2 separate regions of the Homo sapiens genome follow, and region 2 is linked to region 1. Evidence: read pairs that join two places in POLR2A ChIA-PET (ENCODE). Cell type or tissue: MCF 10A. All regions are shown on one strand. Each heading gives the region's core, and the rest is flanking DNA. Links, peaks and the distances in the headings are about the cores only.

Region 1 (5,366 bases), core at 137-5,136:
TGTCTCATGTCTTGACACTTTTCTCCCCCTTCCACATCCTCTAAGATGCAGCCTTTCCTGAATATGCCATGCTCTTTCACTCCCAGGCCTTTGTACTCACTGTTCTCTTCTTGGAAAGCTCCACCTGACTAACTCCTACTTGTCCTTTAGGGCTCAGCTGAGGTCACATTTTCTGGGAAGCTTTCCAGACCCTTAAGGCGAGCTTGTGTCAGTGGGGGTGGGTACAGAACCCATCTCCAGCTTAGTCCTGCCCAGGCTTCTGCTGACATCTGATTGTTGTGTGTTGGCCAGAGAGGTTGAAGATTAGCTCAGAGAGAATGTTGATGTTGTAGAATGTAGAGTAATGAGAATAGCAGTGGGTGAAATGGAGGTTGAGGCAACTAAAAGCCAGTGTGGGCTCTGGGCTGTCAAGACATTGTCCTCTATGCTCTGAGGTCTCTGGACCTTCCAGGCAGGAGCCAAGAACCCTTGGTTGGTTCCTCTGACTTGCATTTTTCCTCCTTCCTCTCTCTCAGGGGGGGATGTTACCATCACTGACCTGCCCCTGGCCCTAGAACAGATCCAGGGCAACGTCCAGGCCAATGTGCCAGCTGGAGGCCAGGCCCAGGTGCGTGCCTTGTCCTGGGGGATTGACCATCATGTCTTCCCTGCAAACTATGACCTGGTGCTGGGGGCTGATATCGTGTACCTGGAACCCACCTTCCCTCTGCTGCTGGGGACCCTCCAACACCTGTGCAGGCCCCATGGCACCATCTATCTGGCCTCCAAGATGAGAAAGGAGCATGGGACAGAGAGCTTCTTTCAGCACCTCCTGCCCCAGCATTTCCAACTGGAGCTGGCTCAGCGGGATGAGGATGAAAATGTCAACATCTATAGGGCCAGGCACAGGGAACCAAGACCTGCTTGACATCACCCTTGCTGTTCTTCTCAATCTCTTGCTCTAATGAAGGAACTGTGTATCTCAAAAACCATATTTCCAGAGCCACAAACATGAGGACCAAAAAGGATGGATTTCCCTGGCCTCTCTCACTTTCCTCCTTCCCTCTTTGTTACCCCAGATACTCTTGGGCAGGTGCAGTGAGGTGCCTGCTTACAAGGAATCCCAGAGTTCTGGCAGCACTAGTGTTAGAACACCAAGGAGGTTCCTGGCTCCTGTTCTCAGAGAAGGAGGATGGTAAGGTATCCAGGATTTTTAGGGGGTAAGGGAGATATATGGGATGTGAGAGCAGTGATTGTAGACAGACTGTCACTGATCACTTCCATTCCTGTTGCTGTTTACACAGAATGGACTTTAAAAAAATTCTGTGGGATTTTTTTTTCTTTTTTTCTTTTTTTTTGAGACAGGGTCTCACTCTGTCATCCAGGCTGGAGTGCAGTGGTGTGATCACAGCTCACTGCAGCCTCAACCTCTGAAGGCCCAGATGATCTTCCTGCCTCAGCTCCCCAAGTAGCTGGGACTAGAGGCATGCGCCACCACACCCGGCTAATTTTTGTATTTTCAGTAGAGACAGGGTTTCGCCATGTTGCCCAGGGTGGTCTCAAACTCCTGGGCTCAAGTGATCCACCCGCCTTGCCTCCCAAAGTGCTGGGATTGCAGGCATGGCCCACTGTGCTAGCCTAGGATTTTTTTTTTTTTTTAAGAAAGAATTAAGCCTTAAAAATCTATTGTGCAAGAACCCAACTTTTACTCAGGAGCTGAGAAGGAAGAAGCCTCAAACCACCCATTTCCTGCTTTTTAGAGATAGAGTCTAGTGGAACCATGGCTCTAACTGGGTCAAGTCCTCCTAGCTCTGAAGCTAAGGCTGCAGAGCTGTCCTTTGGACTGTATTTCTTCATGCTTTCCAGAGTTAGAGCCTTGATCACGGAACATCATTGTGTGCAGAAGAATACTGTACCTAGTACTAAGTTCTTTTCATCTTTGATTTTTCTTTAGCTTCATCAGTCCTTCCTTCCTAATCTCTAATCCCCTGAAGCCTAACACAGTTCCTAATGTGTTTTGCCTTAACCTCTTTTCTCTTCCCACATTGGTACTTCTGGTTGGGGCTCTCTTTACTTACTGCTTAGGCACATAGTCACCTTCTCTGGACTCCCTGCTTCCATGCTTTCTCCTTCAGTCCATTCCGCAAACTCTTGTGATCTTCCAAAATTAGCTCTGATTAGCTTTCACTTCCTGTAGAAGCAAGAACAAGCTCCTCTGCTTGGTACTTAGTCTGTGTCCATGTGATCCAAAATTACCTTCCTATTGCATTTCCTACTCCTTTGCTACGTGTATTGGACCTCTGGCCAAATTACAAAAGATGTACTCTTTGTTCTCTAAAACCACACTAAAGTTTTCTGACTTCTTTCACACTCTTTATGATAATCCTCTGCCTGAAAGGCTATTGCCACCTGTCAAAATCTTCATTATTCTTTGCCTCTTTCCTGAGCCTCTTGCTTGAATGTGATTTCTTTCTCCCTGAGACCCATAAGGTTCATCTTATGGGACCTTAATTTGTCTTGCATGGACATTTGTGATTCTCATTTTCTCACCATTAAATTACCTTGGAGGGTAGGGCTGTGGTTTACTCCTGTCTAAACCCCTGAAGCCTAACACAGTTCCTGGCACACAACAGGTGTTCAACAGATATTGTGCTCATTCAATAAATATTTACTCGCTTTGTTTAATGGATTCCACCCCTGCCTTCCTAGGTGACCTTGGACAAATTCTCGAACCCATTCACCAACCACACAAGTTTGTTGTGAGTCATAAATGGATAATGAATATAAATGCGCATTGAAAATAAACATAAAATGTTACCCACATTTCTTGTGTTGTTGTTTTGTGACGACTTTATTTCTTGGTTTCTGTTATTTTACCTGGGGTGGGAGGTGGGGGGTAATTCCCGTATGAAATGTGTCGTCTCAAGAAATCAAGTAGAGGCGAGGACTGTGTTCCTCCGGCCAGCAGGTGGCACCATACTCGTTTGGTGCGTTCCGCTGGAGAATTCTGGCCCTTCCGCCGCGCCGTAGGTTTGTTGCCTCACCAGTGCGCCCGCCGGAGGGTGTTTATCGCGGCTAGAGAGATGTCGCTGCTGCGGTCGCTGCGCGTGTTTCTGGTCGCGCGGACCGGGAGCTACCCGGTGAGAAGTCCTGGTGCTGGTACCGACCTGCTGTCCCTGCAGCTCTCCTGTGCGCCTGTACCTTTCCCTTCCTCCCAACCTCGTTTGACTCCATCTCACCTTCCCCGACAGCATTGCCTCTGCCCAGTCCAGCCCCGGTGCACCCCCCTTTGCACACTGTCCGCTCCCTAAGGTCGCTTCCCTGCCCGTGTACCCTTCACCCTCTGGAGTTTGCTGCTTCCTGCTCCTCATCCCTTTCTTATCTCATCTAGGCTGGGTCTCTTCTGCGTCAGTCGCCCCAGCCAAGGCACACATTTTATGCTGGGCCCCGTCTGTCTGCCTCGGCCTCCAGCAAGGAGCTCCTCATGAAGCTGCGGCGGAAAACAGGCTACTCCTTTGTAAATTGCAAGAAAGCTCTGGAGACTTGTGGCGGGGACCTCAAACAGGTGTGTGTGTGGAGGGGTGCAGGGCGGAGTACTAGAGCTCGACCTCAGACTCTTGGGGCGGTCACGCTGGGGAGCATAAAGTTAGACTGCTCTTCAGTGACCATAATGGCACAGTCCTAAGTGGAAATCTGGCTTAAATGACAACCTTGGCCTTGACTTTGTCTTATTTGAAAGCAGTTGAGTATCCCAGGATTAACAAACCAGACTGTTACGGTGTTTCTTGTTGCCTGGAGCTGAAAGGGTTTGTGTGAGCTTTGGAGTCAGATTGTTCAGGAGTCAAATTGTGGGGCCCCCACACTGTCTGACTTTAGACTTTTTTTTTTTTTTTCAGACGGAGTCTTGCTCTGTGGCCCAGGCCGGCGTGCAATGGCACGATGTTGGCTCACTGCAACCTCCGCCTCCCGGGTTCAAGCGATTCTCCTGCCTCAGCCTCCTGAGTAGTTGGGATTACAGGCGTGCGCCACGACACCCGGCTATTTTATTTTTTATTTTTTATTTTTTTTTGTATTTTTAGTAGAGATGGGGTTTCGCCGTGTCGGCCAGGCTGGTCTCGAACTCCTGGCCTCAGGTGATCCGCCCGCCTCGGCTTCCCAGAGTGGTGGGATTACAGGAGTGAGCCACCGCGCCCGGCTGACTTTAGACATCTTAATCTTTCAGAGTTGTGTAGTTTTTGCCTGTACGGTCATGCGTCTCTTAATAGGAAGATACATTCTGAGAAATGGCGTCGTTAGGAGATTTTGGCTTATGCACATCATAGAGTACCTACACAAACCTAGATGGTATATTGTACTACAACCTGGGCTATATGGAATTGCCAGCTGCTCCTAGGCTACAAACCGTTACAAAATGTTACTGGACTGAATACTGTAGGCAGTTGTAACACAGTGGTAAGTATTGTGTATCTAAACATAGAAAAAGTACAGTAAATAGGCATAAAAGATAAAAAACGATACATCTCCATAGGGAACTTATCATGTATGGAGCTTGCAGGACTGGAAGTTGCTCTGGGTGAGTCAGTGAGTGGTGAGTGAATATGAAGGCCTGCCTTAGGACACTATGGTGCACTATAGTAGACGTTAAAGCACAGTACACATAAGCTACATTACATTTATAAGAAATTTTTTTCTGTGATAATAAGTTAACCTTAGTTTAATGTAACATTTTTATTTTATAAACTTTTAACATGTTTTAAATTTTTGGACTCTTTTGTAATAACAGCATAAAACACATATTGTACAGCTGTACCAAAATATTTTTCTTTATGCACTTTTTCTGTGAGCTTTTTTCTGTTTTTAAAATTTTAAACTTTTTTTGGCTGGGCGTGGTGGCTCATGCCTGTAATCTCAGAACTTTGGGAGGCTGAGGCAAGCGGATCACCTGAGGTTGCGAGTTCGAGACTAGCCTGACCCACACGGAGAAACCTCGTCTCTACTAAAAAAAAATAAAATTAGCCTGGTGTGGTGGCAAGGGCCTGTAATCCCAGCTACTCGGGAGGCTGAGGTAGGATAATCTCTTGAACCCAAAAGGCGGAGGTTGTGGTGAGCCGAGATCGTGCCATTGCACTCCAGCCTGGGCAATAAGAGTGAAACTCTGTCTCAAAAAAAAAAACAACAACTTTTTTTATTGAAATATCTTTTTTTTTTTTTTTTTTTTTTTTTTTTGAGACAGAGTCTTACTCTGTCCCCCAGGCTGGACTGCAGTGGCACAATCTTGGCTCACTGCAAGCTCCACCTCCCAGGTTCACACCATTCTCCTGCCTCAGCCTCCTGAGTAGCTGGGACTACAGGCGCCCGCCACCACGCCCGGCTAATTTTTTGTATTT
Region 2 (5,366 bases), core at 256-5,255, 56 kb before region 1:
GCAAACTTTGGCCACGAGGAAGGAGTGGAGCTGAAATAAGAGAGTCCAGGGTCTTGGAGGTGAAGGGGGAACGGCCAGGTCCTCTAGTCCAATCTTCTTTGCTACCTCCCCCCTCTTGTCGCTTTGCCCAGACCACACACCTGCCTCTGTACTTGTCACTGCACCTGCACTGTTGAATCCACCTTTCCTGGGTCACGCCGCTGTGCTGGGTGGTCACAGCCTAGGACCCTGTAGAGCCGCAGCCTCCATGTGAACTGGATTCAGGTCTGGTGCTGTGTCCTCAGTTCAGTGGCACACTTGCAGCTGAACCTCTTGGGGCTGGTGGGCACCAAGGGTCAGAAGCAATTCTACCCAAAGATGCTGGTGCTACCAACTAACTCCTCAAGGTAGATAACAACATATGGCTGTGCCCAACCTGCACTGGCTGCTGACCCAACCCTACCCTGTCCAGCCCCTCTACCTGAGTAAACACTTTCAGCTGCCCTCGAGAAATGGTAGGATTGGCTATGTGCTGAGCCTAGTGGCACTGCAGCTCATGGAGGCAGCACCGGCTTCAGGCCGCTGTGGCCTTGGTGGTCCCTTTGATGGCACGGAGGTGGATAAATGCCTGCATCAGCTGACACTGAGTTTGTGGACACCAGGGACCTCTGCAGCTAGCTGGGAAATCTTTCCCAGGAGGTCTCCCACCCCTTCCCTCTGGAACACCCCCTGACGAGGCCAGGGGAGGAACCCCTACTCTATGTTCTACTCTGGTACCTAGTGCTCACGGTGAGCAGGCTGGCTCGGGGCAGCCCTCCTCAGAGCTGGAGCGCCTTTCAGGTGCCCTCTGAACAGATACTGTTCAGAATACAGATAAACAGATGCCACCAAGGTCCCCTAGCTGTGCAGTGGAGGGGCAGGTTTCAAAATCAGATCTGTCTCCAAAGTTCCTGCTCTTAAACAAAGCTGTCCCATCTTCCCACCCCTCTCCATGGGCCTGTCCTCTCCTCTAAGTACCATATCCCAACTCTCCCAGGACTGGCATCATCTTAAGAGTCAGTGCCTTCTCTGTTCCCAGGGTCCCCACTGACTCCAACCTGCCCACGTCCTCCACTACATGAACCCAGAACTGTTGTACATGATGGAACCACCTCCATGCCCATGGGTACTGTCCTGCCACCAGCCCCAGTGGGAGGCACCTCTGCCTGTCCCTGTCCAACCCCAGTACCCCATCTTGACCAAGGCCATGCCCTGACCTGCCTCCAAGAACAGACCAGCAGCTCACCCCCTAGACAAAATCACTTCCTCTTTAATTGCTGTTGAAGAAGATTCACACCACTGCCTCCAAGGAGATGGGGGGGCATTTCCCCCTTGCCCCCACCTCTCTCCCCTCCCCAATTACCTGGTCCTTTGCAAACTATTTTAGCCAGAAAAAAAAAAAAAAAAAAAGACCGGAAACCACTGACACAGACAGCCCAAGGGCTGGGTTGGCTGAGGGAGGCAGGGCTGGGCCAGGTAAGTCCGCCCTATCACCCAGTTTGTGGGGAAGGGGCAGGGGGCCTGGAAACCCTCCCAGCCACCTCGAATCCTCTCAGCCCTGGCTGGGAGAGGTCACGGGGGTGAGGAATGGCTCTGGAGCTGCTCCAGTGGGAGGGAGGGGCTGGACAGAAAGAATAATGGGGGAGGGGTCCCACTGTAGGGGTGCCCCCTACCCCAGATCACCACGGGCGCTGCACAGTCACAGGTACGCAGTCACGGTCACAGACACAACCCGAGAGCACCCCCACCCCAACCCACCCCCTGCCCACCCTGGGCTTCCCCTACCCCAAAACGCCCTCCCCACGCCCCTGCCCGCCCCCATCCCCATGTTGGGGAACAAAGCAATAAATTACAAGGCCCCCGCAGCCCTCTTAGCCCGCTCCTGCTCCATCCCTTCTCCCTCCCAAGATAGTAGTGGGAGGGACCCAGGCTCTTGGTTCCCCCCGGACTCTTTAGCTTCCACCCATGGGTAGGTGTAGGGGACGTCCTGGTTTCCACTACTCACGGTCCCTTTCACGGAAAGGGTTGGGAACCCCCACCCCCATGAGCAGCAGGGGTCCTGCCCCTCGCTGCCCTTGCCCCCTTCACTGGGCAGTGAGATGAGCATGGAAGGGGTAGGGTTTCCGTATTGGCCCCAAGTCCCGGGGCTAGCCCTCCCATGTACTAAACCCTCCCTCTGGCGTGGCGTCGCCCCAGGAGCCAGCCTGGGTATGGGCTCCCGCCCTGGGATTGTTGAGCTCGGGCAGGACCGGGTCTTCTTTCCGCCCCTAGGGGGCACAAGCGGGCATGTCCAAGCGCCTAGGAGCCCGTACCGCTGGGGACCTCCCCTTCCGCGAACCCCGAGCGGGTAGACCCAGAGCAATCCGAGTGTGGAAACAATGGAGAGGGGGCGTGTTGAGCTGGGGTCTCCATGCCTCGTTGGGGAGAGGGAGGTGAGTTTGTGTCTTCTGGAAGGCGTGGGGGCTGTGCCCTCGTGGGGGTAGGAAGTGCTCCCGTGGGGCGGGGTGCGGATCGGAGAGGTGAGTGGGTGCGTCTGTCCAGCGGTCCGCCCGGTGTGGTCGTGCCCGGCCCGCGTGGGGATGGGGGTGTCTCTCCCGCTGGGCAACTATACCAGCGCAACCGGGGCGTCGGCGCGGCCCACGCTAGCGGCGCTGCTCCGGCGGCGGGGGCTGGGCGTGGCGGTGATGCTGGGCGTGGTGGCCGCGCTGGGCGTGGTGGCCGCGCTGCCGCCCTCACCCGGGCAGCCGTGCTGGAGAAGGATGTCGGCGCACAGCTGGCTTCCAGCCTGGCGGGCGTAGAACAGCGCCGTGCGGCCCTGGGCGTCACGGGCCGCCACGTCCGCGCCGTACTAGAGGGCGGAAACGGCCGCGTGACCGCGCGTCCCCAGGGCGCCCACACCCGGCGCCGCCTCCCCCACATGGCCAAGCCTACTTCCGGGGTCCCTCTGGGAATTTCGGGCTTTCCCGCGCCAGGCGTTTTCCGAGATGAAGCCTCAAAGACCCCCTTTCCTCCCCCCAGCTCACGTACCCACAGCAGCAGTTGCGTGATGACGACGTGGGCGAGCTCGGCCGCCAGGTGGAGTGGGGAGCGCAGCTGTGGGTCCTCTACGCTGGTGTCGAGCGGCCCGTGTCGCGCATGGGCCAAAAGCAGGAGAACGGTAGCCACGTCCTGGGCCTGCACGGCGGCCCACAGCTGGCGGCCCAGCGGCTCCTCCGAGGTGCTCAGCGGCGCCAGGAACAGTAGCTGCTCGTACTTGGCGCGAATCCACGACTCGCGCTCCTCCCTGCAAGACCAGGGATCAACGGAAAAGGCTCTAGGGACCCCCAGCCAGGACTTCTGCCCCTACCCACGGGACCGTCTCAGGTTCGCACACCCTCAGCAACCCTCCCCCCGCTCTGTTCCCTCACGCTTACCGCGAAGAGTCCCGCGAGGGCTTGGCACGGCCTCGCGTGTCGCTTTCCCACACGCGGTTGGCCGTGTCGTTGCCAATAGCCGTCAGCACCAGGGTCAGCTCCCGTGGCCAGTCGTCCAAGTCCAGCGAGCGAACGCGGGACAGGTGTGTGCCCAGGTTGCGGTGGATGCCAGAACACTCGATGCAGATGAGGGCGCCCAGGTTCAAGCTGGCCCACGTGGGGTCTGCGGAAGGAGCGTAGAGGTCGGCTCCCAGCCGGGCAGCACAGGCACCCCGGCATTCACTACACTCCCTAGCCCCTCCGCTGCCTCCTGGCACTCACTGGGGGCCCCGCAGTCCACGCAGATTGAATTCCCCTTGGCGTTCCGGATCGCCTGGATGGCCACGGCCTCGCTTTGGCTGTCTGTGCGCAGCTGCAGAGAGGGTTTGGGTTGGCACTGACTCTGCCTCCAAGCCCCACCTCCTTCTCAGACACCTCTGCTCTCCTCTCACACGACTTCGGCCGTGTCGTTGCCAATGGCCGTCAGCACCAGGGTCAGTTCCTGCGGCCAGTCCTCCACTCCACCTCAAACTCTTACCTTGACCTTGCTGCTCTCACAGCATTGCAGACTGGCTAGGATCTGACTCTCGATGGCCTGGACCCAGGCATCCCGCTCCTCAAAACTGGCTGCCTCAAAGTGCCACGTCTGACCCGTGCTGGACACGATCAGGAACTCAAAGTTTTCCTCTGAGTGGGGGATGGGATGGGGTCATTAAGGGACAGAGTTCAAGCAGGGGCTGCCTTTCCCAAGACCGTCCTCCCTGATGTCCATCCCGAGCCCCTGGGAGTGGGGCAGTGGGGGTAGGGAAAGCAGAGGGTGGGGGGCAGCAGGAAGCCCGAGCACATGCAGGGGAAGGCGGGGGCACCCCCACCCTTCTGCACCCCAGCTGAGCGCCCCTCCCGGCTCCCCACTTGTTACCTGCTTTATAAATATTTCTTAAACTACCAAAGGATTTTAGTTTCCACATTTTGCGCTTGGCTGGTTTCCCGAAGCGAAGGAGATAGAGATAGAATGGAGAGCAGAACAGAGAAAGAGAGACCAAGAAAGAAGGAGAAAAAGACAGGTAGATGGAGAGATGGAGAGAGATAGTGACAGAGTGCCAGAGACAAAGCAGGACAGACAGATGGGGAGAGAAAGCAGAACTAAAGTCAGTGGCCCCGGAGCAGAGTGGAACAGAAGCCAAGAGCCATGAGAGTAGGCAGATCTGGAACCTGGGTCTGAGCACCCGGCAGAGAGCAGGGGCAGCAGGGATGGGTTATCAAGACCAGCGAGGAGCTGGACCTCTGGGAGAAGAAGGGAGGGTCAGGATCTGAGTGAACACGGGGGAAGGGGACAGAAGCTGGGGCGCAGGGCTGAGATGAGAGGGCCCTGGGGCTGGTGGCGGTGGGGGTGCGGGGAATCACTGAGGGACAAGAATGGGGATCACTATGGTCAAGGGCTGTTGGGGAGCACTTGGCAATAGAAAGTTATCGGGAGAAGGCCGGGCACGGTGACTCATGCCTGTAATCCCCACCGCCTGTAATCCCAGCACTTTGGGAGGCCGAGGCGGGCAGATCACGAGGTCAGGAGATCAAGACCATCCTGGCTAACACAGTGAAACCCAGTCTCTACTAAAAAATACAAAAAATTAGCCGGGCATGGTGGCAAGTGCCTGTAGTCCCAGCTACTTGGAAGGCTGAGGCAGGAGAATGGTGTGAACCCGGGAGGCAGAGCTTGCAGTGAGCCGAGATCGCACCACTGTACTCCAGCCTGGGTGACAGAGTGAGACTCCATCTCAAAAAAAAAAAAAAAAAAGAAAAGAAAAAAAAAAGAAAGAAAGTTATTGGGAGAAGGGGCTGGGTGGTCACAGAATCCAGGATCTGGGGAATCAGTGGGAGATGCTGAGATAAGGGGCT

Evidence for each region. Peaks named below come from ENCODE experiments on the same cell type or tissue, not always from the same donor. Only the 100,000 strongest peaks of a DNase experiment are listed, where the experiment ranks them.
Region 2: POLR2A ChIA-PET joins it to region 1 with 5 read pairs; 7 of 35 experiments call an interaction of 5 or more read pairs at or near these places.

The regions. Positions count from the first base shown.
Region 1 is chr12:57,779,740-57,785,105 of GRCh38, forward strand. EEF1AKMT3 (EEF1A lysine methyltransferase 3) reads left to right here. Exons shown (of 3, transcript NM_015433.3): 3 at 516-2,802. The coding sequence ends at 907. TSFM (Ts translation elongation factor, mitochondrial) reads left to right here and starts at 3,048. Exons shown (of 6, transcript NM_005726.6): 1 at 3,048-3,119; 2 at 3,371-3,544. The coding sequence starts at 3,063. RefSeq lists enhancers at 2,809-3,678, 3,032-3,101. In MCF 10A, for the core only: a CTCF peak has its summit at 2,953 (motif pointing right); a DNase peak (open chromatin) is centred at 2,982.
Region 2 is chr12:57,723,929-57,729,294 of GRCh38, forward strand. It overlaps AGAP2 (ArfGAP with GTPase domain, ankyrin repeat and PH domain 2), which reads right to left. Exons shown (of 19, transcript NM_001122772.3): 14 at 4,390-4,449; 15 at 4,009-4,157; 16 at 3,753-3,843; 17 at 3,432-3,654; 18 at 3,046-3,301; 19 at 1,269-2,866. The coding sequence ends at 2,624. AGAP2-AS1 (AGAP2 antisense RNA 1) reads left to right here and starts at 2,312. Exons shown (of 2, transcript NR_027032.1): 1 at 2,312-2,450; 2 at 3,037-4,428. RefSeq lists enhancers at 2,894-3,529, 3,530-4,163. In MCF 10A, for the core only: CTCF peaks have their summits at 2,323 (motif pointing right) and 3,067 (motif pointing right); a DNase peak (open chromatin) is centred at 2,293.